4 separate regions of the Homo sapiens genome follow, and all the other regions are linked to region 3. Evidence: chromatin loops called from intact Hi-C (ENCODE). Cell type or tissue: endothelial cell of umbilical vein. All regions are shown on one strand. Links, peaks and the distances in the headings refer to the core of each region. The heading gives the core; the rest is flanking DNA. Region 1 has its middle 9.9 kb from the start of NCOA6. Region 2 overlaps MMP24-AS1-EDEM2 (MMP24-AS1-EDEM2 readthrough). Region 3 overlaps MMP24-AS1-EDEM2 (MMP24-AS1-EDEM2 readthrough). Region 4 overlaps TRPC4AP (transient receptor potential cation channel subfamily C member 4 associated protein).

Region 1 (7,503 bases), core at 1,627-6,626, 370 kb after region 3:
TTTGAACCTTGCCTCACACCACATACAAAAAGTAACTCAAAATGGATCAAAGACACAAATATAAGAGCTAAAACTATAAAACTCTTAGAAGGAAACATAGGGGTAAATCCTCATACCTTGGATTTGGCAAATGGTTTCTTAGATGTGGCACCGAAAGCACAGCAACAAAAGCAAACATAGATAATTGGATGTCATTGAAATTAAAAAGTTTTGTACATAAAAGGACAATCTTGAGTGAAAAGACAGTCCAAAAAATGTGAAAAGTATTTGCAATCTTATATCTGATCTGAGTACTTTATATAGTACCCAGAATATATTAAAAACACTTCAACAACATAAAGACAAACAACTCAATTAAAATATGGGCAAAGGACTTCAATAGACATTTCTTGGCAGGGTTCAGTGGCTCATGCCTGTAATCCCAATACTTTAGGAGGCCAAGGTGGGCAGATCGCTTGAGTCCAGGAGTTCAAGACAAGCCTGGGCAAAATGGTGAAACCCTGTATATACCAAAAATATAAAAAATTAGCTGGGTGCTGTGGCACGTGCCTGTAGTCCCAGCTACTGGGGAGGCTGAGGCAGGAAGATCCCTTGAACCCAGGAGATCGAGGCTGCACTGAGTTGAGATCGTGCCATTGTACTCCAGCCTGGGTGACAGGAGTGAAACCCTGCCTCAAAACAAAACAAAACAAAAAGGACACTTTTTTTTTTTTTCTGAGACAGAGTCTCACTCTGTCACCCAGGATGGAGTGCAGTGGCACCATCTCGGCTCACTGCAACCTCCACCTCCCAGGCTCAAGAGATTCTCCCACCTCAGCCCCCTGAGTAGCTGGGACTACAGGTGCATGTCACCACACCCAGCTAATTTTTGTATTTTTTGTAGAGATGGGGTTTTGCCATGCAGCCTAGGCTGGTCTGGAACTCTTGGACTCAAGCAATCCTCCCATCTTGGCCTCCCAAAGTGCTGGGATTACAGGTGTAAGTCACTGTGCCTGGGCTTCAACAGACATTTCTTCAAAGATAAGTCTATGATAAGATGCTGAATATCATAATCACTAGGGAAATGTAGATTAAAACAGGTCAAAATCACCATGAGATACCACTTCACAACAATTAGACTGGCCATAAATATTATTTTTATTTGTTTATTTACTTAAATGTTATTTTTTATCTTTTATTTAAATAGAGATGGAGTCTTACTATGTGGCTCAGGTTGGTCTCAAACTCCTGGCCTCAAGCAATCCTCCTGCCTCAGCCTCCCAAAGTGTTGGGATTACAGGTGTGAGCCACTGTGCGCCCACAACAATAATTTTTTAAAAAGGAAATAACAAATGTTGCTCAGGATGTGAAAAAGTGGAATCTTCATACGTTGTTGGTGGAAATGTAAAATGGTACAGCAGCTATGGAAAACAGTTTGGCATTTCTTTAATAAGACAAACCAAATTACCATACGACCCAGCAATACCATTCCCAGGCATAAACCCCAAATCACTGAAAACAGGTGTTCAAAGAAAAACTTGTACATGAATGTTCATAGCATCACTATTCACAATACCAAAAGGTAAAAAACAACCCAAATGTCCATCAACAGACAAAAAGATAACAAAATGTGGTATATTCACATAATAATACATATTATGTTATTCAGCTATGAAAAAGAATAAAGTACTGATACTGATACATGCTACAATATGGATGAACCTTGAAAACATTGTGCCAAGTGAGAGAAGCCAAAAGGTCACATATTGTATGATTCCATTTATATGAAGTATCCATAATAGGCAAACTGACAGAGACAAAGTCAATTAGTGATTCCTTAGGGCTGAGGGAATGGGGGGGTTGGGGAGAGGGAGATACCTAAAGATTATAGAGTTTCTTCTGAGGCAATGAAAATGTTCTAAAATTGACTGTGGTGATGGTTGCACATATCTGTGACTACACTAAATACCATAGAATTATACTTTTTTTTTTTTTTTTTTTGAGACAGGGTCTGGCTTTGTAGCCCAGGCTGGAGCACAATAGTGCAGTCTTGGCTCACTGCAAACTCCGCCTCCTGGGCTCAAGTGATCCTCCCACCTCAGTCTCCACAATAGCTGGGACTGCAGGTATAAAGCACCACGTCCGGCTAATTTTTGTATTTTGGGTAGAAATGGGGTTTCACCATGTCACCCAGCCTGGTCTCGAACTCCTGGACATATGTGAGCGAACCGATTCAACCTCCCAAAGTGCTGGGATCATAGGCTTGAGCCACACACCCGGCTGAATAATACACTTTAAATGAGTAAATTGTATAGTATGTCAATTATATCTCAAAAGCTGTTTTTTTGTTTTGTTTTGGAAAATTGTTTTTTGTTTGTTTTTGATTTTTGTTTTGAGACAGAGTTTCACTCTTGTCACCCAGGCTGGAATGGAATGGCGGGATCTCTGCTAACTGTTACCTCCACCTCCCAGGTTCAAGCAATTCTCCTCCCTCAATCTCCCGAGTAGCTGGGATTATAGGCACCCGCCACCACGCCCAGCTAATTTTTGTATTTTTAGTAGAGATGGGGTTTCACCATGTTGGCCAGGCTGGTCTCAAACTCCTGACCTCAGGTGATCCACCCGCCTCAGCCTCCAAAGGTGCTTGAATTACAAGCATGAGCCACCGTGCCCAGCCTGTCAATAAAACTGTTTTAAAAAGACATAGGATTTGGTAATATGAGCTAAGAGCTGAATGCAAACTCTATGACCCAGCAATCCTAGTCCTAGGTTTTTATCCAGCAAAAAATTGTACACATGTTCATCCAAAGACATGCACAAGAATGTTCATAGTAGTAAAATTTAAAATAACTCCGGCCCGGGTGCGGTGGCTCACGCCTGTAATCCCAGCACTTTGGGAGGCCGAGGTGGGCGGATCACTTGAGGTCGGGAGTTTGAGACCAGCCTGACCACCATGGAGAAACCCTGTCTCTACTAAAAATATAAAAAATTAGCCGGGCATGGTGGTGGGCACCTGTGATCCCAGCTACTCAGGAGGCTGAGGTAGGAGAATCGTTTGAACCCAGGAGGTAGAGGTTGCAGTGAGCCGAGATCACGCCATTGCATTCCAGCCTGGGCAACAAGAGCGAAACTCTGTCTCAAAACAAAACAAAAAAAGCTCTGGCCAGGCGTGATGGCTCACGCCTGTAATCCTAGCACTTTGGGAGGCCGAGGCAGGCAGATTGCCTGAGCTCAGGAGTTCGAGACCAGCCTGGGCAACACAGTGAAACCCTGTCTCTACTAAAAAATACAAAAGAAATTAACCGGGCATGGTGGCGTGCACCTGTAGTCCTAGCTACTCGGGAGGCTGAGGCCAGAGAATTGCTTGAACCAGGGATGCGAAGGTTGCAGTGAGCCGAGATCGCACTACTGCACCCCAGCCTGGGTGACAGAGCAAGAGTCCATCTCTAAAAAAAATAAATAAAATAAAATAAAATAGCTCCTAAGTGGAAACCCACATGCTCATTAACAGTAGAATGGATAAATTATGGTGTATTCAAACAATAAAATGCTGGCCAGGTGTGGTGGCTCACATCTGTAATCCCAGCACTCTGGGTGGCAGAGGTGGGAGGATCACTTGAGCCCAGGAGTTTGAGACCAACCTGGGCAACATGGTGAAACCCCGTCTCTACAAAAAATACAAAAATTAGCATGGTGTAGTGGCATGCACCTGTGGTCCTAGCTACTAGGGAGGCTGAGGCAGAAGGATTACTTGAGCCTGGGAGGTCAAGGCTGCAGTGACCTGTGATCCCACCACTGCACTCCAACCTGGGTGACAGAGCAAGACTCTGTCTCAAAAAAATAAAAAATAAATAATGAAATGCTACCCAGCAATGAAAATGAACATGCTACAACTACATGCAACAATGTAGATGAATCTGTAAGTTTAACTCCTGGTGAGACTAATCTATGGAGTTAGAAGTTAAAATACTGTTTAACCTTGGGGGCTGTGGGTAATGACTGGAAGGGGCTTCTGTGGGGCTGAATGTTCTATTTCTTGATTTGGGTGTTTGTTAGACATGTGTGTTGGCTTTGTGGAAATTCAACAGGCTTTACACTTACGATTTCTGTACTTTTATGTCTTTATATTATACTCTAATAAAAAGCTTTAAAATTTCAGAATATTTTTGAAAACAGTTTTTTTTTTCTCCCCCACCCCCACCTTTTTGTGTATGTATGGTCACTTGATATTCTTCCACTTTTTAAAATTGTGTAATTATTAGTCTATTTCTTCTATTTTTTCAATGATTTTTTTCCTGAAGAGCAAGCCATGGCTTGCCCATAGTAAGCCCCCACCCCACCACCGCTTTTTTTTTTTTTTTTTTGAGATAGAGTCTCACTCTGTCATCCAGGCTGGAGTGCAGTGGTGCAGTCTCAGCTCACTGCAACCTCTGCTTCCCAGGCTCAAGTGATCCTCCCATCTCAGCTTCCCATGGAGCTGGGACTACAGGCATGATGCACCACCACGATTGGCTAATTTCTGTATTTTTTTGTAGAGACGGGGTTTTGCCATGTTGCCCTGGCTGGTCCCTAATTCCTGGGCTGACACAATCCACCTACCTCCACCTCCGAAAGTGCTGGGATTACAGGCATGAGCCACTGCGCCTCGCCATAGCATGTCTTTATGCAAAGCACAAGTGACCCCCTCCTCAAGGCATTTTATTTCCATATATCTGAAAATTGTTACAACGAACAGATTCTGAAATAACAAGGCATTTTACTGCCATCTACTGGTAAATTATCATAATAAATTTGCAAATTATAATGTCATGTGAATGGTGTCCACTTAAAAGTGATATCCTTCAAGACTAGTGAACAATACAGTCAGGATGGCTAGAAGTGACCCCAGGAAACTAAGGGGCAAGATGTCTGCTTTTGCCTTCTTTGTGCAGACGTGCAGAGAAGAGCATAAGAAAAATCCAGAGGTCCCTGTCAATTTTGCAGAATTTTCCAAAAAGTGCTCTGAGAGGTGGAAGACAATGTCTGGGAAAGAGAAGTCTAGGCTGGGCACGGCGGCTTACGCCTGTAATCTCAGCACTTTGGGAGGGTGAGTTGGGTGGATCACCTGAGGTAAGGAGTTTGAGACCAGCCTGGCCAACATGGTGAAACCTCGTCTCTACTAAAAATACAAAAAACTAGCCGGGCGTGTTGGTGGGCGCCTGTAATCCCAGCTACTGGGGAGGCTGAGGCAGGAGAATGGCTTGAACCCAGGAGGCAGAGGTTGCGGTGAGCTGAGATCGTGCCACTGCACTCCAGCCTGGGCAATAAGAGCAAAACTCCATCTCAGAAAAAAAAAAAGAGAGAGAGAGTCTAAATTCGATTAAATGGCAAAGGCGGATAAAGTGCACTGTGATAGAGAAATGAAGGATTATGGACCAGCTAAGGGAGGCAAGAACGATCCTAATGCCCCCAAAAGGCCACTGTCTGGATTCTTCCTGTTCTGTTCAGAATTCTGCCCCAAGATCAAATCCACAAACCCTGGCATCTCTATTGGAGACGTGGCAAAAAAGCTGGGTGAGATGTGGAATAACTTAAATGACAGTGAAAAGCAGCCTTATGTCACTAAGGTGGCAAAGCTGAAGAAGTATGAGAAGGATGTTGCTGACTATAAGTCGAAAGGAAAGTTGGACGGCACAAAAGGTCCTGCTAAAGTTGCCTGGGAAAAGATGGAAGAAGAAGATGAAGAAGATGGGGAGGAAGAGAAGGAGGATGAATAAATAAACTGTTTGCCTATAAAAAAAAAAGGTGATATCCTTCTGCAGGGCAAAATTCATCCAACTAAATGTGGTAAGTTTGTCATTTGGCACTGTTGTGACGAACCCTGCAGACAGTAAAATGTTGACACTTTCTAGATGGTTTTGTTCTTTCTTTTTTCCCCTGTTTTATTATTGTTTTTCTTAAAGACATCATTGAAGTATTCACTGTCAGTCTTATCACTGCAGAGCTTGAGCCTGTTTGGACACACATGAAAGTAGAAGTCCAATAAATACAAATCAAATTATCAAAGAACAATTGATTTGCTTTTTCTTCACTCTAGTCCAAATCTAGAACAATCCTGGATGTTTTAGGACTGTTTTTCTTGCTCAAAACATTTTATGAAATAGCCTGACCACCTCTTCAGAAGCCTCTCTCAATCTATTGCTTGTTGAGACTATCATAAGCACTAAGCTTTCTCCTAAACATTTATAGGTATAAATTCATTAATATGCTTGACAACCTTATGAAGTAGGAGCCCTTATTCTCTGCATCCCACAGGTGAGGCAACTGAAGCACAAAGAAGTTAAGTTACATTTCAAGTGAGGATATTACAAACATAGCTTCCTTGGGGAGCTTACAGTCTACTGGGGATATAGAATGAAACAAAACCCATGTAAAGATTTTTAAACAATATAAATGAGAAAATACTTTGGACCCTGTTGGACAAGTCATTTATCTCCTTTTGGTTGCAGTTTCTTCACATAGCTAATAAATGGCAGAGCTAGAATCTGAACTTGGGTGTTCAGATTCACTTTGGCTTCAGAGCCCAATATTGTAATCATTATGCTATACTATCTGCTAGTTTATGGCCTGTTTTTGTTCTTTTGCTGCCTGCCTGCAGGCAACAAGTATTTGTGTTGCCTAGGCTCCTGCTATTTTTACCTACAGGATCTGCAGGTGCCCAATGCGCCCCTGTCTTCTCAGCTCTTTGCATTCTTGCAGATCCCAGGAACACCCATGACCCTTGGCTTAAGGACATGGACAACAAGGTGAAAAAATTAGGATAGTGGCTCTGGAATCTTTTGTGCGTGTGTATGGTAAAATACATATATAACATAAAATTTGCCATTTTAACCATTTTTAAGCATATAATTCGGTGGCATTAAGTATATTCACATGCAACCATCACCACCATCTACCTCCAGAACTTTGTTTTCCCCAACTGAAACTTTGTATTCATTAAACACAAACTTCCCATTCCCTCTCCCTCTAGCCCTTGGCAACCACTCTACTTTCTGTCTTTATGAATTTGACTACTTTAGGAACCTCATATAGGAGGAATCATACAATATTTGTCTTTTTGTGACCGACTTATTTCACTTAGCATAATATCTTCAAGGTTCATCTGTGGTGTACGTCGGGTCAGAATTTCCTTCCTTCATGAAGGCTGAGCGATGCTTCATTGCATGTATAGACCACATTTTGCTTATCTATTCAACTGTCTATAGATATGTAGGTTGCTTCCACATGTTGGCTATTGTGAACAATGCTGCTGTGAACAGGGGTGCACAAATATCTCTTTGAAACTCTGCTTTCACTTCTTTATTTTTTAAATTTTATTTCGAAACAGGGTTTTGCTCCATCACCCAGGCTGGAATGCAGGAATGGAAACATGGCTCACTGCAGCCTCAACCTCCTGGGCTCAACTGATCCTCTCGCCTTAGCCTCCTGGGTAGCTGGGACCACAGGTATGTGCTGCCACACCTGGCTTGTTCATTTATTTATTTT
Region 2 (6,985 bases), core at 1,354-6,353, 62 kb before region 3:
TTGACAGCAAGACCTCTCTGCAATTATGGATTTTTTTGGCTTGGCACACATCACTTCACAACACAGATGCAGGACCTTTGGGAGCCTTCTGGGAGAGAGGCTGGGCAGCCCTGCCAATCACTCCCTGGGCAACCACCCCAGGGCTCGAGCAACAGCCTGAGCGGCCCAGCCAGTGGGCAAAGCAGCTTGCTTAGGCCGTCCTCATTGGCTGGCTTCCCACCGTGGCTAGGGCTTTCATTGGTCTCGGTCCTTGATGTCACCTGTCTCTGAGGCTCCCCAAAAAGGGAGATCTTGTGCGTAAAGCATCAGGTATACAAGACAGCCAACAAATAGCAGCTGTGGCCATTGGCTTTCTCAGCAGTGAAGCCTCCTCAGAGACTCCTTCCCAGCCATCTCTAACACGGCCCCCTCTAGCTCGTTGCTCTCTCCCAGCATTTATTTCCTTTTTTTTTTTTTTTAAGACAAGGTCTCACTCCATTGCCTAGGCTGGAGTACAGTGGTGCAGTTGTAACTCACTGCAGCCTCAAACTCCTGGTCTTAAGCAATCCTCTGGCCTCAGCCTCCCAAGTAGCTGGGACTACAGGCACATGTCACCACGCCCAGCTAATTTTTGTATTTTTTTTTTGTAGAGATGAATCTCACTATGTTACTCAGGCTGGTCTCGAACTCCTGGCCTCAAGTGATCCTCCCACCTCAGCCTCCCAAAGTGCTGGGAGTCTTTCCCTTATAGCGTCTGTTGCCATCTTGCTTTATGCCCCTAGACTTGGACGTCTGCAAGTCCTGTTGACTGCTACGTCCCCAGCTCCCACCACACAAGCTGTCTATTATTATGGAGTGAGTGAATGAATCCTGTCAATCCACATAAACTGAAACCCATGATGATGACAATGATGATGACGATAGCAGCTAAAATATACAGCATGGATGGTGTGCTAGGCATTATTTCTAAGTATGCTACATAATTTGTCTTCTTTAATCCTCACAAAACCATTATATAAAGGTAGGTACTGTTATTATCATTTTATAAATGAGAAAACAGAAAACTTATTAAAGATTTGCTCAGATTCATAGTGAGTGGTACTATGGTGGTTACGAACCCAGCCAGTCCAGCTCTAGAGTCTGTGTTTTTGACCATATCAATGGAGATCTATTTAACAAACACTCCTGGAGGCCCACTCTGCATCTGGCCAGGCTAGCAGCTCCTCCTGAGAAGCTCCTAGGCTGGTGGGGAGACAGGCTGAGTGTCTGATGGCAGTCGTGGGGGCTGGTGGCCAGCATGGCTTCTAGGAGGAGTTCAGGAAACATAAAAAGTTTCTCTCTTGATGCAGTGGCTCACACTTGTAATCCCAGGGCTTTGGGAGGCTGAGGTGGGAGGATTGCTTGAGGCCAGGAGTTTGAGACCAGCCTGGCCAACATAGTGAAACCCTGTTGCTACAAAAAAATGTAAATTAGCCAGGCACAGTGGCATGTGCCTATAATCCCAACTACTCGGGAGGCTGATGAGGCAGGAGGATCATTTGAGACTAGGAGGTTGAGGCTGCAGTGAGCTATGATCATGCCACAGCATTCCAGCCTAGGCGACAGAGTGAGACCTTATCTCTTAGAATTTAAAAAAAAATTTTTTTTGAAGGTTTTCTTTCCATCTTCTTGCCCTCGAGCCCTGTGAAAAAGTGGCTTTGAAACATGCATGCCCATCATTGCTTTTCAGATTGGGTAACTCAAGGCGTCCCTGGAGTACACTGAGGATAAGTGTTTGAGAAATGCTGTCTGAAGGAATGAAGTCAGTCTATGACAACGTCTCTCTGCCGTGAATCATTCCTGCAGATGAAAAAGTGTGACTTGGCAGCTGGTAAGTGAATTAATGGACCACGTGAACATGGGTAGATATGAGGCAGTTGTCTGCCACCAGGTGTTTTTTCAAACCTGGACGCCCATGGGCACTGAGTATGCCCGTGGGCACTGGTGAGGACCACATAAAACCGGCTCCCCATGCCCACCCTGGCCCGGCCCTTACGTACATCCTTCCTTGCTGATGAAGGCTCCTTGGGGAGCCTGTGGGATGCCCTTCCACACGGTGATGGGCTTAGGGTAGCCAGGGTCCGTGGCCCGCCGCTCCTCGCTGTAGCGCCAGTACCGCTCGCCTTTGAAAAAGTAGGTCTTGCCCACAGGTTCCCAGCGCAGAGCTGTGTCAATGCCTTCACGGGGCAAACAGCTGCCCAGCTCCCCCAGGCTGTGGGGGTACCCAGGCTCCACCGTCACCTCCTTAAACACCCAATACTTGTCACCTGTGGCCAAGAGGAGCCCAGGATCAGCTTCCCCAGTCACTCAGTGCCGTTTGCCCATCTTCAGGGTGTCAGGTGAAAACAGTCTGATGCCCTCAGCCCCTTGGCCCAGTTAGAGTTGGGAAGGGCACGAAGCCTGAGGCCAGTCACAGATCCTGGACAACTTGCCTCTGCTGCCTGGGCTCCGAGTCCCACCCTCTTTTGTTCATGTGACTTGCTCCTCTCTCCTCTCTGGTGATCTCAGCCACTTACATGACTTTGCATATGCACTACCACTCCCCAAACCTGCTACCAGTGACACCCGACTCTGAGGCTCTCCCACTGGACCTGAGCAGCAGAGCCAGAAACCCTGACCTCCCTCGGCCTACCGGCAGCTCTGCATTGGCTGGCTCCCCAGAGCTCCTCATCTGCACCACAGAGGGGCTCCCTCCTCATCACCTTCTGCCTCCCAGGTCCCCAACAGGGAGTCCTAGCCTCACTGTTGACCCTCTCTTTCCTTCTCCTCTCAGTATTCAGCCACTTCTTTTTTTTAAGATGGAGTTTGGCTCTTGTTGCCCAGGCTGGAGTGCAATGGTGTGATCTCAGCTCACCACAACCTCCACTTCCTGGGTTCAAGCGATTCTCCTGCCTCAGCCTCCTGAGTAGCTAGGATTACAGGCACGTGCCACCATGCTTGGCTAGTTTTTGTAATTTTAGTAGAGACGTGGTTTCACCATGTTGGTCAGGCTGGTCTCAAACTCCTGACCTCAGGTGATCTGCCAGCCTTGGCCTCCCAAAGTGCTGGGATTTCGGGCGTGAGCCACTGCGCCTGGCCGAGTATTCAGCCACTTCTGAGGCCCTCTGACTCTCCTGGCAGCTGTCCCCTGCCCTTCAGCTGCACGGCTCCTCCCTCATTTGGGCCTCATGAGTGGCGCGCTCCAGAACCACCTCAGAAATGGCTGCCCTGCCCCTGCCATGTCTGTCACCTCCTGCCCTCTGGCTCTCTGCTGCTCGGAAACATTCCATGAATTTCCAGCCTTGGCCTAATGGATCAAGACCACATTCTGGCCTGGCAGCCAGGGCTCTTCAGGATTTGCCTCCAAATGACCTTTCTGGGCCATTTCTCACAGCTTTCCAAGGCGGGGCCTCCGTGGCCATCAGGTGGGCCTTCTAAGCCCTGTGGCCGTCCGTACACATCCCAGCCCTGCTCCTTTATTCAGCCGTTGTCCCTCTGGAATGCCTTCCTTGCTTCTCACTATCTGTATCTCACCCATCTGAGGTCTGGCCCGAGTCAAGATAACTGTCATGAAACAACCTAGCACAGTGCTGGGTACAGGGTGGGCACCTTAGCTCCCTCCCACACCCTCCCCCGACCTCCCCAGCTTGAGTGACCTCTTCCCTCTGGGTTCTTACAGAACTGACCCGATGGCCTCCCATGAGGTACTGGGTGGTCTTCAATTGCTTGTCCCACACTCTACTTCATGTGGACGAAGCTGGTCACCCCACCAATCTCGGCACATACAGATTCTCAGTCTCACTTTCTGACTTGATTTGTCAGAGGTCAGTGTCTCCGTTAGACTAGAGGGGCCCTCTGAGGACATCTGCCTCCCACCCCGCCTCTTCCAGTTTAGATGGGAAAAAGGAGGTCCCAAGACCTTGGGCAGGGAACTGTCCCACAGCACAGTCTACATTACCTTTGAAGAAGACAAATCTCCCATCGGCCCTTTCATAGGCTGCGTCGATGCGGGCAGGCAGGCCCTTCCAGAACTGCTCGATCTGCATGGGGTAGCCCTCCTGCACTCGGTTATTGCGCAGACGCCAGAACCAGCGATCCTGGGAGGAAGCGGGAGAGGGGGAGAGAGGTGTGTCAGGCCCTGCCTCCGAACCCAGTGATTGCAGCTGTGGGGCTTAGGTCCCAACAGCCCAGCCCTCCACCGAGACTGTCCATTAGCTGCTTCTGACTTTTAAAGCCCTGGGAGGAAGACAGGATGCTCCTGTAACTGTCTTCAATTCAGCCTCCTGCTGACTCTTGCTGCTGGGTGGACAATGAGACAAACAGCAGACAGGCCTGGTGTGGAAAAGGAGGTGTGAGGGAGCCGGAAAGGATGATGTTGGGGCCTGGAGTGGCCACATGGGGGCAGTGGAGCGTCACTGACATCAGCCAGACTGGTCCTCGGGACAGTGGGAGGCTGGGGTGGTCACTGAGCCTGGGCCGAGCGCCCTCCATGAGGCTGGCTCCATCCAGCAGGGCCAGGATCATGGAAGCCAAGTCATGGGAATTCCCTCGAGACCTGGGCATGAATTCACATTCCTCCATTTATAGCTGCATGACCTAGGCCTCACCTGCAAGTGCAGGTAATAATGGAGAATCAGATGAGAGATTCTAGGCAAAATGCCCAGACCAGTACGGGGCACACAGTCCATGTTGAGTAAATGGCAGCTAAATAGTCCGAGTCCAGTAAAAACGCCTCTTGTAACTGGTGCCTCAGTCTTGGGCTGGTACACAAGCAGTCTAGGCAAGGCCTGTAGCCTCCAGGCCTCAGTTTTCTTTCTTTTTTTTTTTTTTTAGATGGAGTCTCGCTCTGTCACCCAGGCTGGAGTGCAGTGGCGCAATCTCGGCTCACTGCAAGCTCCGCCTCCCAGGTTCATGCTATTCTCCTGCCTCAGCCTCCTGAGTAGCTGGGACTACAGGCGCCCGCCACCACACCCGGCTAATTTTTTATATTTTTAGTAGAGATGGGGTTTCACCATGTTAGCCAGGATGGTCTTGATCTCCTGACCTTATGATCCGCCCTCCTTGGCCTCCCAAAGTGTTGGGATTGCAAGGCGTGAGCCACTGCGCCCAGCCTCCAGGCCTCAGTTTTCTTATGTGTAAATGGGGATGATAAAACCCGGACCTGCCTATGAACGGTTCAGTTGGATCAAAGTAGAATGAGTGCAGAAGAAGAAGCATGATTTGTAAAAGATGGTACAAAAGCTAGTATTTTAAAAGGTGTTTTACAAAGCACTTTCACATCCAGGTTTTTGACCTTATTTTGACTTTCATGTCTCTGTTAAGTTGATCTGAGATATACGGAGTCTTAAGAAAGGCCAGGTGACTTGCCTAGAGCCACTCAGTGAGAAGCCAGACTGGGGCTGACTCACGCTGCCCGATTCCTGCGCAGTGCTCAGTGCGTGCTGGGAGAACTCCACAAGGGGAGCGAGGCAGCCTCTTTCACCATCCTGTGTGATGGAGCCACCCTGCCCAGATCCCCTTCAGAGAAGGGCTTGTTGCCCCAGTGGCCAGCAGTGTGGCCAGCAGGCAGTTTTCAACTGTCAGCCCCTTTGGGGATGTTCCCTGCTTCAGAGAGCTCTCCTCAGTCACTGGATGCCCTTCCTCATCCAGTGATTGAATGAGGTAGGGGTTATAATGTTCCAGATATTTTGGACCCAACGTAGGCTGAGTGACAGGCCACCGTAGCCCCAGAGCTCCCTGCGGGGGTGGCTGAGGCTGCCATGGGCCTCTGTTGCCACTTAACCTCTCCCTCTTCCCTGTCCTGCTTCCTTCTCCCCCTCACAAATGTTGATTCTGAAAGTACTCTCTAATCGAAATCCTGCATTCCAGACCCCACCTCAGAGTTCACTCCCCGAGAGCCCAACCTGCAACACGTCAAGCAGACTGCCACCCTGTCAGTCCATGGCTGATGGAGGACAGATGACAAGATATACCCTGGGCTGCTGCCAGTAGCAGCCCCTCAAGCCTTGGTAGGGTCTGGAGTCAGACTCAGCCACCACTGACCTAGCCCCTACTCCAAGTTGACCATCTTCAGAGCCGGGTACTCACTGGATCTTCACACACTCTTTGTTAGAGGAATGACTCCCCCAGGTTTCGGATGGAGAAACTGAGGTCCCAAGAAGGGTGGTCACAGACCAGAAGCCAGCTTCCAGCACTTTCTCCCAGCATTAACCCCAGGGGAGGTGAGGGATCACCCATCTTTCCCCCTCCCTCTTGGGAACAGTTGATTCACCCAGCAGCACTAGGAAGAGACCCCATGCCCTGGCCACTGGGCTAGCTCCTGTCCAGGCCCCATTGTAATCGAATCCCAAATCAGGAGCCTTCCCCAGCTCCATGATGTCGGGGAGGAGGAGGAAAGGTCAGGGGCCAGCTGGGTGGTGCCAATCCATTGGCCCTACCTTAAAGACAAACATCTCGCCCCGGAAGAGGGCCACTGTGTTGAAGTTGCCGTCACAGATGTTGGGTTTGGTGCCTGGTGTGGATGGCCGGTCCCCGAGGGGCGGCCGAGGGGGCCTGGGCTGGCGCTCGTGTTTCCTCTCCGATGGTGAGTGGATCCTGCGGACGGGGAGTGTAGGGAGTGGCCTTGTGGGCTCCAGAGGCTCGGCTGGGGGTCCTGGAGAGAGGAGCTGCATCTTAGAGAGGGGGCAGCCGTTTCCCGCCTCCCATTGCCAGTCTCAGCATCACCCAGGCAGCTCTGAGACAAGTCTGTCCCAGTTCAGCCTCCTGTTCCCTCTCCCCAGTTTAACTCCCCCAGTCTTTGAGAAAATGGATGAAAATAGCCATTAGAATGGGACTCTCATCTTTCCATCCCCGAATCTGGTATCTTCTCTTTTCTCTCTCCTGTTACAGAGCAATCATGTCCTTCCTTAGGGTCAGCGCTCTTCCTTAGGCCATACCCTCTTTGCCCCCTTCACACGCACTGGCCCCACTTCCTCACCCCCTTCATTTA
Region 3 (7,503 bases), core at 1,306-6,305:
TTTTTTTCTTGAGACAGAGTTTCACTCTTGTAACCCAGGCTGGAGTGCAGTGGCATGATCTTGGCTCACTACAACCTCTGCCTCCTAGGTTCAAGCAATTCTCCTGCTCTCAGTCTCCCAAGTAGCTGGGATTACAGTTGTGAGCCACCACACCCAGCTAATTTTTTTATATTTTTAGTAGAGATGGTGTTTCACCATGTTGGCCAGGCTGGTCTCAAACTCCTGATCTCGGGTGATCCTCCTGCCTCAGCCTTCCAAAGTGCTGATATTACAGGCGTGAGCCACCACGCCCAGCCGATCACAGTGTTTTTATAATTATTTCTTTAAAAGTTTCTCTCCTAGAGTTTCTGCAGGACTTGGCCTATGGATTGTGCTTTGTTTGTTTTTTGGGTAACTCTGGCACCTCATACATTACCTAGCACATGGGAGTTGAGAGAATGAATCAGCTGGAGTGGATGTATTTGGATGGGTGTGTTAAAAAATCAGCCATATATTGCTTCACAGTTACACCTCATCTTCAGGTTGTTAAATCTGACTGGACTCTTAATTTAATAGAGGCCAGCAGGTCCTGATGACTGGTTCTTCATTCCAGGAGCCATAGAATAGTATCAGACAGTCCCTTGAAGGGGTGGGAGGTACCTGGACCTGAAAATTTTGGAGGCTCCCGCAAGCCATTTACACCTATCTCTGAATCTCCTTATACCTTTCACGCTTTTAAAATGGAGGTGCAATCTCATTAGGGCCCACTGGCCCCATCAATCAGTGCCAGGTTCCAGGAACCCAGTAGTTTCAGATTGCCCCCAGTCCTTTGCAACACTGGTTTTCAAATGGGGTATGCAATAGCCGTAAAGTAAATGAAGGCTTGGTAAGCGGTACTCATGCATGGATATATTTAAGGAAATTCATTTCCAGATCCTCAACTTCCAGATGTACTCCACCTGAGAAAGTTCCTGGGGTTGAGGCTCCAAGCCGACTTTTTCTTCATAATTGTAGTTCTGCTAGTCTTCATAAGAAAGGCCAGGCATGGTGGCTCACGCCTGTAATCCCAGCACTTTGGGAGGCAGAGGTGAGTGGATCACCTGAGGTCAGGACTTCAAGACCAGCCTGGCCAACATGGTGAAACCCTGTCTCTACTAAAAATACAAAAATTAGTCAGGCACAGTGGCACGTGCCAGTAATCGCAGCTACTGGGGAGGCTGAGGCAGGAGAATCGCTTGAACCCTGGAGGTGGAGGTTGCAGTGAGCCGAGATCACACCATTGCTCTCTAGCCTGGGCAAGAGTGAGACTCCATCTCAGAGAAAAAAAAAAAAATGGAAAAAAGAAAAGAAAGAAAGGCATATATCTGACCCACCCTGAATGATACATTGCACGGGGCAATTAAAAAAAAGTTCAGAACTGGGGACAGTTAAAAATACAAGATTCAGAAAATAGCCTTCTATTATCTTTTAAAAATATGTCTATATTTTTGTTTGTTTGTTTTGAGACAGGGTCTCGCTCTGTTGCCCAGGCTGGAGTGCAGTGGCGCAACCGTAGCTTACTGCAGCCTCAATCTCCTGAGTTCAAGTGATCCTCCCGCCTCAGCCTCCCAAGTAGCTGAGACTACAGGCGTGTGCCACCACACCCACCTAATTTTTAAAAATTTTTCATAGAGATGAGGTCATACTATATTGCCCAGGCTGGTCCTCAATTCCTAAGCTCAAACAGTTCTCCCATCTTGGCCTCCCAAAGTGTTGATATTACAGGTATGAGTCACTGCACTTGGCCTAATGTTTTTTAAAAATTTTATTTATTTATTTTCTTAGAGATAGGGTCTTGCTCTGTTGCCCAGGTAGAAGTATAGTGGCATGATTATAGCTCACTGCAGCCTTGAACTCCTGGGCTCAAGCAATTCTCCCACCTCAGCCTCCCAAATAGCTAGGACTACAGACACACACCACCACACCTGGCTAATTTTTTAATTTTTGTAGAGATGGAGTTTCTCTATGTTGCCCAGGTTGGTCTCAAACTCCTGGGGTCCAGTGATCCTCCAGACTCAGCCTCCCAAAACATTTGGATTACAGGCTTGAGCCGCTGTGCCCAGCTCACATTATTTATCAAAATTATTTTAAGTGGTATGTGAGCAAAAGACTATGAAGACCACTGGTTCAAGACCATAGGCTATGGTGGCCTTTAGGAGGTTTTCTAAGAGGTAGTGGCCTAGTCTTCTCCACCTCTAGTCCTCTGAAACTGAATCTGTTTCACTAGGCAGACCAAAAAAATCATCGTAGACCAAGAAAGTCATTGCACTTGATTTCTTTGTAATTACCACCATGGTTGACCAGTCTTCTTTTTGAAATACACTTCCCCTGACTTTGGCATCATTGCACATTCCTGATTTTCCCCTCCTTGGCCCCTTGTCCTAAGTTTTTGCTAGCTCCATCTCTTCCAGTTGACCTTTTAAATTCTGGAGTTTCTCAGGGAAGTTATAAGCCTTCTACTCTTTCTATTATTTTCTAAGAAATGTCATCCATGACCACAGTTTCAAATATAATCTGTATCCCAACAACTCCCAACTTTCTATTTCTAGCATAGACCTTGCTCCCAAACTCCTGAATCTGATTGCTTATTCCACATCTATACCTTAATGTCTCGTGGGATTCCCGAACTGCAAAAAGCCAAAGCCAAGTTCATATTCTTTCCATTCATAATGTCTTCCTCCTCTAGGCTTCCCCTGCTTAGTAACAGTGCTCTATCTGCCCAGTTGTTCATGCCAGAGACCTGGAAGGCATTCTTGATGTCTCTTTAACCTCCCCCATAGCCAACCAATAATTTATTCCTATGAATTCTACTTCATGTAAGATTTCCCTAAGCCTCCAGACCAGGCTACATACCCTTATTCTATACCCTCATATAGCACCTTGTACTTCATAGTATTTATTCAAACTGTAATTAAGTAATTATTTTGTGTAATTCTGTCTCCCCCTCTACACCATAAGCTCCATGAACACAAGGACAATACCTGCTTATTTCTGGCATATAGTAGGCTCTCAATTAATATTTGTTTATTTATTTTTTGGGGATGGAGTCTTGCTGTATCACCCAGGCTGGAGTGCAGTGGTGTGATCTCGGCTCACTACAGCCTCCGCCTCCTGGATTCAAGCAATTCTCCTGCCTCAGCCTCCCGAGTAGCTGGTATTACAGGTGCGTGCCACCATGCCCGGCTAATTTTAGTATTTTTAGAGGTGGGGTTTCACCATGTTGGCCAGGCTGGTCTTGAACTCCTGGCCTCAAGTGATCCACCTGCCTCGGCCTCCCAAAGTGCTGGGATTACAGGCGTGAGCCACCACGTCCAGCTGAATATTTGCTAAATGAACAAATGTAAGCACTATTTATAGTGTCGTAGTCTTTCCAGTGTTGTGTAGTGTTCTGCTGTGTGTTTTTGTGATTTAAAACCTATTGCTATGTTCACGGTAGGGGGCAGCAGAGTACGCGGATACTGAGAGAGTCCAGTACTCAGTATTAAAAGGGCAACTTCAGATAAATGACTTAACCTTTCTGAGACTATTTCCTTCTCTGGAAGTCAGGGTTAAGTCTCCTTCCCTTGGATCAAAAGAGATAAGCAGATGTAAAAGGGCTTCACTGCAGGACAAACAGGAGACAATGTGATTAGAGTCAGTTAAGATAAATATTTGTTGAATAAACAGACACAGAGCAAGAGGATTTTGGCTATACGACTGTGGAACAGATTGCAGTAGAGAGTTGACAGATTCCGAAGAGAGAAAATGAAAGCTCCAGGAAGAGACTGGCCTATGCCCAGAGCCAGCCTGTGAAGTCAGCACAGGATGTCCTTGGCATGCTGTCATCTCTGCTCCCTGATCATTGCCCTCCACCTCTACCTCTGGCCTCTAGTTTCCCATCGCTGTGCTGCCGGCTTTTCCTTCCCTTCTCTCCCATCAAAGCACATCTGTCCTATGTCCTGGCCACTCCCAGGCCTGCTCACTGCCATCCACAGTCACTGCTAGTTAACCCAATAAATGGATTCTCACTAAAGTGCCCAGGGCAGGTAGTGTATTATTTTACCATTCTCAATAACACGAATTGGACCTTCTTGAGACGGAATAACTTACTCAAAAATTATGTTTCAAATAATAATAAAGTTTAGGTTTTGTGGAAGGAGAGGAAATGGAAGGTTAACAGAGATGAAGACAGTCCTAACTTGACCGGGCGTGGTGGCTCACACCTGTAATCCCAGCACTTTGGGAGGCCAAGGCAGGCAGATCACCTGAGGTCAGGAGTTCGAGACCAGCCTGACCAACATGGAGAAACCCCGTCTCTACTAAAAATATGAAAATTAGCCAGGTGTGGTGGTGAGCGCCTGTAGTCTCAGCTACTCGGGAGGCTGAGGCCAGAGAATCACTTGAACTTGGGAGGCAGAGGTTGCAGTGAGCCGAGATCATACCACTGTACTCCAGCCTGGGCAACAGAGTAAGACTCCATCTCAAGAAAAAAACAAAACAAAACAGTCCTAACTAATTTCAGGCTCAAGAAAGAATAATTGTACAAATACAAAATCTGTGAGATATGACTTGATAGTAATATGAGGGGAAAAAGCTTTTAAAAATATTCATATGTGTATATATATATATATATATATACACAAACATACACATAATAGATTTGCATACATATAATTTAATTGTAATTTACATTCAGTAAAATTTACATTTTGGTGTAGAGTTCTGTGAGTTTTGACAAATGCAAAGAATTATGTAAACACCACCACACACAAACAAAAAAATAAAACAGTTAATCACCTTCCCAAATTCCCTTTTGTTACCCCTTTGTAGTCAAAGCCTTCCCTACCCTTAAGCCCTGGCAACACTGATATGTTCTCTATTCCTATAGTTTTTTCTTTTCCAGACTGTCATATAAAATGGAACCATACAATATGTTGTATTTTGAATTTGGCTTCTTTCACTTGGCATAATGGATTTAAGATTCATCCATGTTGTTGAGTGTATCAGTAGTCAATTCCTTTTCATTGCTGAGTAGTAGTGTATTGTATGGATGTACCACAGTTTGTTACTCCACTTCCCAGTTGAGGAATATTTAGGTTGTTTCTAGTTTTGGCAATTATGAATAAAGCTTCTGTAAACATTCACGTACAGGTTTTGGTATGAACATAAATTTTCATTTTACTTGGGCTAATTTCTAGGAGGGATTGTTGGAGCCTATGGTAAGTGTGTGTTTAACTTTATAAGAAACCTAGAGGGGCTGTATCATTTTGTTTTCCCACCAGTAATTTATGAGAGTGGCAGTTGTTCCGCCTTCTCACCAACAATTGGTATTGTCAGGGATTTTTTTCAATTTCAATAGGTGTATAGACATACCTTACTGTGGTTTTAATTTGCAATTCCCTACCAACAAATGATGTTGAGCATATTTTCAAATATTTATTTGCCATCCATGTATCTTCTCTGGTGAGGTGCCTGTTCAAAACTTTTGCCTTTTTAAAAAATTGTTTGTTTTCTTATTTCTGAGTTTTGAGAGTTTTTTTTTTTTTTTTTTTTTTTGAGATAGAGTCTCACACTGTTGCCCAGGCTGGACTGCAGTGACGCCATCTTGGCTTACTGCAACCTCTGCCTCCCGGGTTCAAGTGATTGTCCTGCCTCATTCTCCTGAGTAGCTGGGATTACAGGTGCCTGCCACCATGCCTGGCTAATTTTTTTGTATTTTTAGTAGAGACGAGGTTTCACTATGTTGGCCAGGCTGGTCTTGAACTCCTGACCTCGTGATCCGCCTGCCTCAGCCTCCCAAAGTGCTGGGATTACAGGCATGAGGCACTGCGCCCTACTGAGGGTTCTTTATAAATTCTAGGCCAGGCACAGTGGCTCATGCCTGTAGTCCTAGTGCTTTGGGAGGCTGAGCAGGAGGATCACTTGAGGTCAGAAGTTTGAGACCAGCCTGGGCAACATACAAAAATCCTGTCTCTACCAAAAATAAAATAAAATAAAATTTTTTAAAAATGTTAAAAAATAAATTCTGGATTCAAGTCCTTTGTTAGAAATGTGATTTGCGGTCAAGTGCAGTGGCTCACACCTGTAATCCCAGCACTTTGGGAGGCCGAGGTTGGGGGGGGGATCACCGGAGGTCATACACATATATACATATATACATGTATACATATGTATATGTATACATGTATATATGTATATGTAGATATATGTATATATGTACATATATATGTGTGTATATATACATATATATATATATATATATATATATATATATATATTTAGACAGAGTTTTGTCCTTGTTGCCCAGGCTGGAGTGCAATGGCATGATCTTGGCTCACTGCAACCTCCACCTCCCAGGTTCAAGCAATTCTCCTGCCTCAGCCTCCCGAGTAGCTGGGATTACAAGCATGCACCACCACACCCGGCTAATTTTGTATTTTTAGTGGAGACGAGGTTTCTCCACGTTGGTAAGGCTGGTCTTGAACTCTGGACCTCAGGTGATCCGCCTGCCTCGGCCTCCCAAAGTGCTGGGATTATAGGTGTGAGCCACTGCGCCCGGCCAATATATATATATATTTTTGGATTAACGAAGTTTCCTTCTCTAGTTTGCTGAGAGATTTTTTTTTTTTTATCATGAATGGGTTTTAAATTTTGTTAATGCATTTTCTTCATCAGTTAGGATTATCATGTGTTTTTTTCTTCCTTAGTCTGCCAATATGGTGAATTATGCTCATTTATTTATTATTATTATTATTATTGAGATGGAGTCTTGCTCTGTCCCCCAAGCTGGAGTACAGTGGTGCGATCTCAGCTCACTGCAACTTCCACCTCCCGGGTTCAAGCAATTCTCCTGCCTCAGCCTCCCAAGTAGCTGGGACTACTAGTGCACACCACCATACCCAGCTAATTTTTGTATTTTTAGTAGAGACGGGGTTTCACCACGTTGGCCAGGCTGGTCTCAAACTCTTGACCTCAGGTGATCTGCCCGCTTCACCCTCCCAAAGTGCTGGGATTACAGGCGTGAGCCACCATGCCTGGCTATTTTTGAATGTTACACCAGCATTAAATTACCTGGGATAAACTCCACATAGTAGTGAAGTATTATTTTTTAAAAATATATATATATTTCTGGATTCCTTTGCTAATAGTTTGTAGTTTGTTGAAGTTTTGGGGTATATGTTCATGTGAAGTATTGTTCTATAGTTTTCTTGTTATCTTTTTCAAATTTTGGCATCAGGACCATGCTGCCTTCATAAAATGAGCTAAGTTTTTTTGATTTTCTGGAAGAGTTTGTGTGGAATTGATACTATTTCTTTCTTTAACATTTGGTAGAATTTCCCAGTGAAACCATTTGGGGGCCAGGCATGGTGGCGCATGCCTGTAATCCCAGCACTTTGGGAAGCTAAGGCAGGCAGATTGCTTGAGCCAGGAGTTCGAGACCAGCCTGGGCAACATGATGAAAACCCATCTCTACTAAAAATACAAAAAAATTTGCTGGGTGTGGAA
Region 4 (7,503 bases), core at 1,386-6,385, 190 kb after region 3:
ACATCTTTGCAAATAATATATCTAATAAGGGATTTGTATCTAGAATGTATAAAGAACTCTCATAACAATAATAAAAAAACCCATTTCAAAATATAGACAAAGGATCTGAATAGATGTTTCTCCAAAGAAGATATATAAATAATTATTAAGCACGTGAAAAATGTTCACCATCATTAGCCGTCAGGGAAATGCAAATCAAAACCACAGTGAGGCCAGGCACAGTGGCTGGCACCTGTAATCCCAATACTTTGGGAGGCCAAGGCAGGAGGATTGTTCAAGACCAGCTCAAACAACAGAGCAAGACCTCATCTCTACAAAAAAAAATTTTGTTTCGGTTAGCCAGGCATGGTGGCACGTGCCCATAGTCCTGACAACTTGGGAGGCTGAGGTGGGAGGATTGTTTGGGTCCAGAGTTCAATGCTGCAGTGAGCTGTGATCCTGCCACTGCACTTAAGTAGTCTAGATGATAGAGGAAAAAACAAACCCCACAATGATATAGTACTTCATACTCACTAGAATGGTTATCATCAAAAAAGGTGGATAATAAGGGTTGGCAAGAATATGGAGAAATCAGAGCCCTCAGTCACTATTAGTGGGCATGTAGAATAGTGCAGCCACTTTAGAAAAGAGTCTAGCAGTTCCTCAAAGGGTTAACATACAGTTATGTCATAGGGCCTAGAAATCCTACTCCCAGGTATATACCCAAGAGAAATGAAAATATATGTTACACAAAAATTTGTTCAGGTATGTTCATCACAGCATATTCATAACAGCCAAAATATGGAAACAACGCAAATGACTGTCACCTGATTAATGAATAAACAGAATTTTTTTTTTTTTTTTTTTTTTTTTTTTTTGAGACGGTCTCTCTCTGTCACCTAGGCTACAGTGCAGTGGTGTGATCACAGCTCATTGCAGCCCTGACCTCCCAGGCTCAGCCATCCTTCTACCTCAGCCTCCCGAGTAGCTGGAAACAGGTGCACACCACCACGCCCAGCTAATTTTTTTATTTTTTGTAATAAAAAGAGACAGGATCTTGCTGTGTTGCCCAAGCTGGTCTCAAACTCCTGCACTCAAATGATCTTCCCGTCTTGGTCTTCCAAAGTGCCGGAATTACAGGCCTGAGCCACTGTACCAAGCCAGAATGTGATATATTTATACTAGCGGATATTATTCAGCAATAAAAGGGAATGCTGATAGGGGCTACAACATGGATAAACCTTGAAAACATTGTACTAGGTGAAAGAAGCAGTCACAAAAGATGGCATATTGCATGAGTTCATTAATATGAAGTGTCCTGAACAGGCAATTGCATAGAGATGGAAAATAGTTTCATGGTTGCCTAGAGCTAAGGAGTTTGGTGGGAAATAGGAAGTGACTGGTAGTGAGTACAAGGCTGCTTTTGGGGGGTGATGAAGATATTCTAAAATTGATTGTGGTAATGGCTGCACAACTCTATGAATGTCCTAAAAATCACGATACCATGGTTAACTAAATGGGTGAATTGCATGGTATGTGAATTGTACCTCAAAGCTGTTAAAAAAAAAAAAAAGTGAGTGTGCATGTCCGCAGAAAACAGTGCAGTGCAGACAGAGAGTGGTGACCGCTCCAATCGGTGTGGTAGAGCTGAAGAGACTCAGGGGAGCACAGGCCTCGTGAGCTGGTTTTCCCATCCTCATCCTTGGGACTGACCTTGTTGCTAAGCTCTGGCCATTGCTTTGGAGACTGTTTCTTGAAAATATTTATCACAGAAAGTCTTGTCAGGCCTGCGCAAGCCAGGCACCAAAAGTTGGTGGTGACTTGGAGAGGGGTCAGGCTGCCCTGTCTCTTTCTTCGCAGACGTTCATTTCTCAGTAGGACTTGTGTGCCCCACACTGTGCCCACTGCTTGCATAAACATCCTTCCCTGCAGGACTCCCTAGAGCACCATGGGCTGGGTGCCGAGGATGCCAAGCACGCAAGGTCTCACAGCAGTGCACGACAGAGGCAGGATTCTGCGTGATAGTTCTTCAGGTTCACTTCACAGATTAGCTGACACTTAACTGTTCTGGAAGCTGGGCCAAGGAGTGCTAACATGGAAATTGAGTAACTATAGTTTTTTGCCCAAGGTACAGGAGAATAAATATGAGTAGATAGAATCTCTTAAATTAAAAATTTCTCCAGTAAATTTTTCCTAAGTCTTTGCCTCCTGCCTGTTTAGTTCCCATTAAAAGCTTGGAGATGAAAAAGAATACAAAGTAACAAGCAAGCATTCGCAGAAAAACTCAGTTTTCTGAGAACTTAACTTCTATTTAGTTTCTAATTGTATGTTGCTTACTTGGGGCTATGTTCCAGGCACCTTCAGTATATCCCTCTACTCCTTACAACATTAAGGGGTAGGTATGGTTGTCAGTATTGCTGTTTTACAAAGGAGGATGGATACTGAAGCACAGAGAGGTCCACTGATTTACTGAAGACCACCCGGCTAGTGAATGGGGTTCAAACCCAGTAGTCTGGCTTCAGGGTCAGTGCTCTTAACTACCGTGTCACACTGTGTCTCAGTCACACTTCATTCAGCAGCTTGTCGTCTTCCAAGGTTGTGATTTTAACATGACGGGGAAAGATAGTTCCAAGTCTGTAGGATAGAGTAAGTTAGATTCTCTCTTTTTTTTTTTTTTTTGAGACAGTCCAGCTCTGTCGCCCAGGCTGGAGTGCAGTGGCACGATCTCTGTTGGTTCACTGCAACCTTCACCTTCCAGGCTCAAGCGATCCTTCCACCTCTCCCTCTTGAGTAGCTGGGACTACAGGCGCATGCCACCATGCCCAGCTAATTTTTTAAATTTTTTTATAGCAATGAGGTCTCACTGTATTGTCCAGGCTGGTCTCAAACTCCTAGGCTCAAGCAGTCCACCTGCCTCGGCCTCCCAAAGTCCTGGGATCATAGGCATGAGCCACCACACCTAGTCGGAATAAGTTAGGGTCTTCTGTCTTGATACTTTAAAGAGTATCACTGTGTTTTCTGTATGAGCCTTACCTGAATATATCTGATAACCACTCCTCTATAACACATAGAGGCCTTTGCAAAAGGCCTCTAGGGAAGCAGTTCCTGTAGGAACTTGAGAGGACCTTGGCAGTTACTGATTCATCTGTTCACCTTTAAAATGAGGAAACTGAAGGGAAGTCACTCTGCTAAGATCACCTAGCCTCTCCTGACTCTGACCAATGCCCTCTTAAAATAGTAGGGATCTACGCTGGGCACCGTGGCTCACGCCTGTAATCCCAGCACTTTGGGAGGCTGAGGCGGGCAGATCACTTGAGGTCAGGAGTTCAAGACCAGCCCGGCCAACATGGTGAAACCCCATGTCTACTAAAAATAGAAAAATTAGCTGGGCGTGGTGGCACATGCCTGTAGTCCCAGCTACTCGGGAGGCTGAGGCAGGAGACTTGCTTGAAACCAGCAAGCGGAAGTTGCAGTGAGCCAAGGTCATGCCACTGCACTCCAGCCTGGGTGACAGAGCAAGACTCTGTAAATAAGTAAAGAAAGGATCTAGGAGTGAATGGGGGCTTCCTAAGAATCAGATGCTGGGCTTCTCTTACGTTCCCATTCAGTCTGCACAGTAACCCTAGCTGTCTGCTGCAGAGCAGTCTAAGGCCTAGTGAGGAGGTGACTGGCCCAAAGTCATAAAGCCAGCAAGTCTGACACATATCAAGTGTCCCATAAATATCACTTAGCTGCTGTTGATGTTAGCAGTAATGACATTGGGTAAAATGAAAATCTGCCTGTAGATAATATGTTCATCTGCATCAGTAGCATCAGTTGTGATACCCAGTCTGCTTTAGAAAGTTGAACCTTAGAAAAATTTAGATGGTTCTTCTTTTAAAAAACGGGGAATTCTTCAAAAAGAATCCCTCTTGGGCTTCAGCAGTGTCCCTCATGGAGTCTCAGCAGAAGAACCAAGTAAGCAGGGCCATTTGCGACTTGAAGAGCGGTCCCCATAATTTGCTGTCATACATCTGCCTGGGCACTTCCTGGGGGTCTGGTTGGTGGCAGGAGAAGGGCATAAGCAGGGAGGGATGGGTCATGTTACTGTATTGGCTGTGTCCGAATATTTTTACTTTATGTTAAAGTTGATGAGGCACAACTATTGCAGAGTCCATTTTTCCGAGTCTCTGCGCTCACCTGGCTCCTGGGATTGTGGAGGGAGTTTTGCAGCTTTCAGAGTCTGTGTTTTGGGCTCATGGCCCAGCCGAATGGCCATGCTACAAGTCTGTTCAGAGCAGGTTCGAGGGGCAGAAACGTGTTTCCTCACAAGCTGTGACTCAATCCTGTCTCCGGTGGCTGTGTCAGCCTCCATTGTGTTCCCTCCTCCAGGGGCTTCTGAGGAGAATGGCCTGCCTCACACGTCAGCCAGAACCCAGCTGCCCCAGTCAATGAAGATTATGCATGAGATCATGTACAAACTGGAAGTGCTCTATGTCCTCTGCGTGCTGCTGATGGGGCGTCAGCGAAACCAGGTGGGCCCCTCTCCAGCGTCTCAGGACACGGGGAGCAGGTGCTGCCCGGGTGCTCATGGTATGCCAGGTGCTCCACTGGGCCTTCTGTTAGAATGGCTCTCGCTTTAGCCTGGCAAAGCATAGGGGTATTTCTCCTTCTGTTCTACCTATAAGGAAACCAGGCTGATTCCAGAACCGGGAGTCTTTTCACTGTGCCTTGCTGTATGGAGCGTTTCTAGGCAGTCTTGGTTGGTGCTGAGGGCAGAAGCAGGCAGTTGCCTCTGTGAGGTGAAGACTAAAGAGTTGAAAGCTGGCAAGCCTGGCCCTGTGGACATGCTAGAGGAGTTGCCAACCTGATGTGGGCTCAGGGCAGTGGGACAGAGCCCAGAGCTGTGTCTGCTTAGGAAAACTGGGCAAGTACAGGGAGCTCCAGATGTGCAAGGTTCCCTGAGCCTTGAAGTAGTTCCAAGACGGAGGAGGAGGGGCCCATAACCTACAGTGGAGGAAAAAGGGCTTGGAACAGTGCGGCCCTCCTCAAGACTATTGAGAAGTAGCCTTTTCCTGCAGACCGCGCCCTTCTAGGGAGGAAACCAAGCATGGGGGCAGGAGAGGCTGGAGGCTCAGCAGTCCTTCCACATCTTTCTGAGTCAGACACTGGACTGTCACAAGTCTGGGCAACAGAGGTGCAGTTACCCCCATTTTACAAGTGAGGATGAAAACGTCCAGAAGAGAATGAAAGAGTGTACCAGGTGGGAGGGGGCAGTGCCCTGGGGAGGAGTGTGCATAGTTGCTGGAACAGTGAGGCAGCGCGGGACAGCCTGGAGCAAACAGCCAGGAGAGGAGGGCTGAGGGCTCACAGGGACCAGGTCATGTCAAGCTGTCACAGGCCATTTTAAAGACTTTGGTTTTTACTCTGAGTGAAGTGAGAAGTCATTCCTCTGACTGCTTTTGGAAAGACTGGAAACAGCAAGGAAGGGAATAGGGCGACCATTAGGGGCCCTCATAATAGGGCCAAGAGATGATAGCAGCTAGGACCAGCACATTGATGGTGGGACTGGTGGGAGGTGGTTGCATTCTGGATATGTTTTGAAAGATAGGATTTGCTGATGGTTTGGATGTGAACTTAAGAGTGAGGAGAGGAGTTAAGGGTGACTCCCAAGGTTTTTCGCCCAAGGAAGTAGGAGAATGGATTTGCCAGGTATTGAGGTGGTTAAGACTAGCAGGTAAGGGGTGGAGGAGCAGGCTTAGGGAGGAAGATGGGGAGTTGTGTTTTGTACAAGGTAGATTTGAGGTGTGTGTTAGAATTGACACTTGGATTGATTACCTACACCTGGTGTTGGGGAGATGGCAAGGCTGGAGGTATCACTTTGGGAGTCCTCAGCATATGGTTGTATTTAAAACCAGGACACTGGATGAGATCCCACGGTGATAGCCACAGCATTGGTGTCCCTTCCTTCAATACGGAACATGTTTTTAATAAAAAATAATAGTTTTAGGGACAGCTTTTATGCATTGAGTGCTATTACTTTTTTGAGGCACTTTCGCAGTTGCTTATATGTGAAATAATTGTAGGGACAGCTTCTGTGCATTGAGTGCTATTACTTTTTCGAGGCACTTTCACAGTTGTTTGAATTTTCAGGTATTTAGTAAGTTACACAACAGGTGGTGACTCTGTGTCCCCACACTCGATTCTTGAGAAAGCCAGGGCATAAACTGGGCTGTGCGCTCAGGGGACAGGCCTGGATAGAGCCAGGATTTAAACTCTGCTGCCCTGTCTCCTCTTTCTGCCCTCTCACAGCAGTTCTCTGTTCCCTGAGCCTTCTTGTTGCCAGGTTGCTATGAGTTGTTGCGGTCTTGAGTTAAACTGTATGATTACAGTGCTGGTTCCTTGGGAAGGGACCACTAATGACCTTGAAATCCTGGCCCCCCAAAACCACTGTTTCACTAGCGTGTTCTCATTTGCACAGTCAGCATTTCCTGGGTTTCTGCTGTGTGCCGGGCACCGTGAGGATCTGGATTCCCAGATCCTGCCTACACTGGGTAGCAAGGGGAAGGGTTTCCTTGGCCAGGCCTCACAGAAGGCTTCCTCCTTAAAGAGGCCTCCTCGTTAATGAGCAGTTGGGCCAAGTTCTCAGACCAATCTTGGCCAAATTGAAATCTCAGGACTGGAAAGGCTCCCCATGTGCTGTCAAGTTTCATCCCTCTGGTGCTAATGAAAACCATCCATATAGCAGTCGTTTCTTTTAGTGCCCCCTGAGTAGCTTCTACAGTACCTCACTGAGCCTTTTCAACAGCTCCATCGTCCCCCATCGCCTTTTCTATCAAGGGACTTGGGTTCAAAGAATGTTGCCCAGGGTCACAGAGCTATCTTGTGAACCCAGGGCTGTCTGACTGCAGAGATAAATGCCTGAGCCTGTACCCGCTGCCTCCTCTGGTAGAGTGGCACTTCATCTCGCCCACCTGCCTACCATCCTGCTATAGAGCAGGCTACGGGGCTGGACCTGAGAGTAGGAATAATGCATTCTACAAGTAAAATTTGTTTTACAAATTTTACACATGAAGAAGCTGCTATTTTCTTTCTTTCTTTTTTTTTTTTTTTTTTTTTTCTTTTTTTGAGACAGTCTTGCTCTGCCACCCAGGCTGGAGTGGTGCAGTGACATGACCTCGGCTCACTGCAACCTCTGCCTCCCCAGCTCAAGCGATCCTCTTGCCTCAGCCCTCCAAGTAGCTGGGGTTATAGGCACACACCACCACACCCAGCTAATTTTTGTATTTTTAGTAGAGACAGGGTTTCATCATGTTGGCCAGGATGGTCTGAAACTCCTGGCCTCAAGTGATCCGCCCGCCTTGGCCTCCCAAAGTGCTGGGATTAACAGGCGTGAGCCACCATGCCCGGCCGAGAAGCTGGTATTGTTAAGAGAAAAGGGAAATGATGTAGTAGAAACCTCAAACCTAAGCACTGGCCTGAACTTAGGAGACCCAGGGTCAGGTCCAAGTCTGCCTTAGAAGGCCCCTCTCTTCCCAGCTGTGT

Evidence for each region. Peaks named below come from ENCODE experiments on the same cell type or tissue, not always from the same donor. Only the 100,000 strongest peaks of a DNase experiment are listed, where the experiment ranks them.
Region 1: a loop joins it to region 3, with 9 times the contacts of the local background. A loop is called at or near these places in 48 of 110 quality-filtered maps.
Region 2: a loop joins it to region 3, with 8 times the contacts of the local background. A loop is called at or near these places in 21 of 110 quality-filtered maps.
Region 4: it touches region 3 in a loop (2.7-fold over the local background); 3 of 110 quality-filtered maps call a loop at or near these places.

The regions. Positions count from the first base shown.
Region 1 is chr20:34,831,807-34,839,309 of GRCh38, reverse strand. It overlaps the pseudogene HMGB3P1. Among named protein-coding and RNA genes, the nearest start is that of NCOA6, 9.9 kb to the right of the region's middle. In endothelial cell of umbilical vein, for the core only: no CTCF peak of the experiment used is centred there; a DNase peak (open chromatin) is centred at 4,749; H3K27me3 peaks cover 980 bases.
Region 2 is chr20:35,266,869-35,273,853 of GRCh38, reverse strand. It overlaps MMP24-AS1-EDEM2 (MMP24-AS1-EDEM2 readthrough), which reads left to right. Exons shown (of 15, transcript NM_001355008.2): 2 at 1,709-1,849. MMP24 (matrix metallopeptidase 24) reads right to left here. Exons shown (of 9, transcript NM_006690.4): 6 at 6,435-6,649; 7 at 3,956-4,094; 8 at 2,019-2,285. Among named protein-coding and RNA genes, the nearest start is that of MMP24-AS1-EDEM2, 7.8 kb to the left of the region's middle. RefSeq lists an enhancer at 86-155. In endothelial cell of umbilical vein, for the core only: a CTCF peak has its summit at 4,385 (motif pointing right); a DNase peak (open chromatin) is centred at 4,403.
Region 3 is chr20:35,204,525-35,212,027 of GRCh38, reverse strand. The region is part of intron 4 of MMP24-AS1-EDEM2 (MMP24-AS1-EDEM2 readthrough); the gene reads left to right. It also overlaps a transcript of PROCR not described here. Among named protein-coding and RNA genes, the nearest start is that of MMP24, 18 kb to the left of the region's middle. In endothelial cell of umbilical vein, for the core only: a CTCF peak has its summit at 3,453 (motif pointing right); a DNase peak (open chromatin) is centred at 3,527; H3K27ac peaks cover 539 bases.
Region 4 is chr20:35,018,180-35,025,682 of GRCh38, reverse strand. TRPC4AP (transient receptor potential cation channel subfamily C member 4 associated protein) reads left to right here. Exons shown (of 19, transcript NM_015638.3): 9 at 4,327-4,493. Among named protein-coding and RNA genes, the nearest start is that of MIR499B, 31 kb to the right of the region's middle. RefSeq lists a silencer at 7,390-7,503. In endothelial cell of umbilical vein, for the core only: no CTCF peak of the experiment used is centred there; a DNase peak (open chromatin) is centred at 4,342; H3K27ac peaks cover 1,912 bases.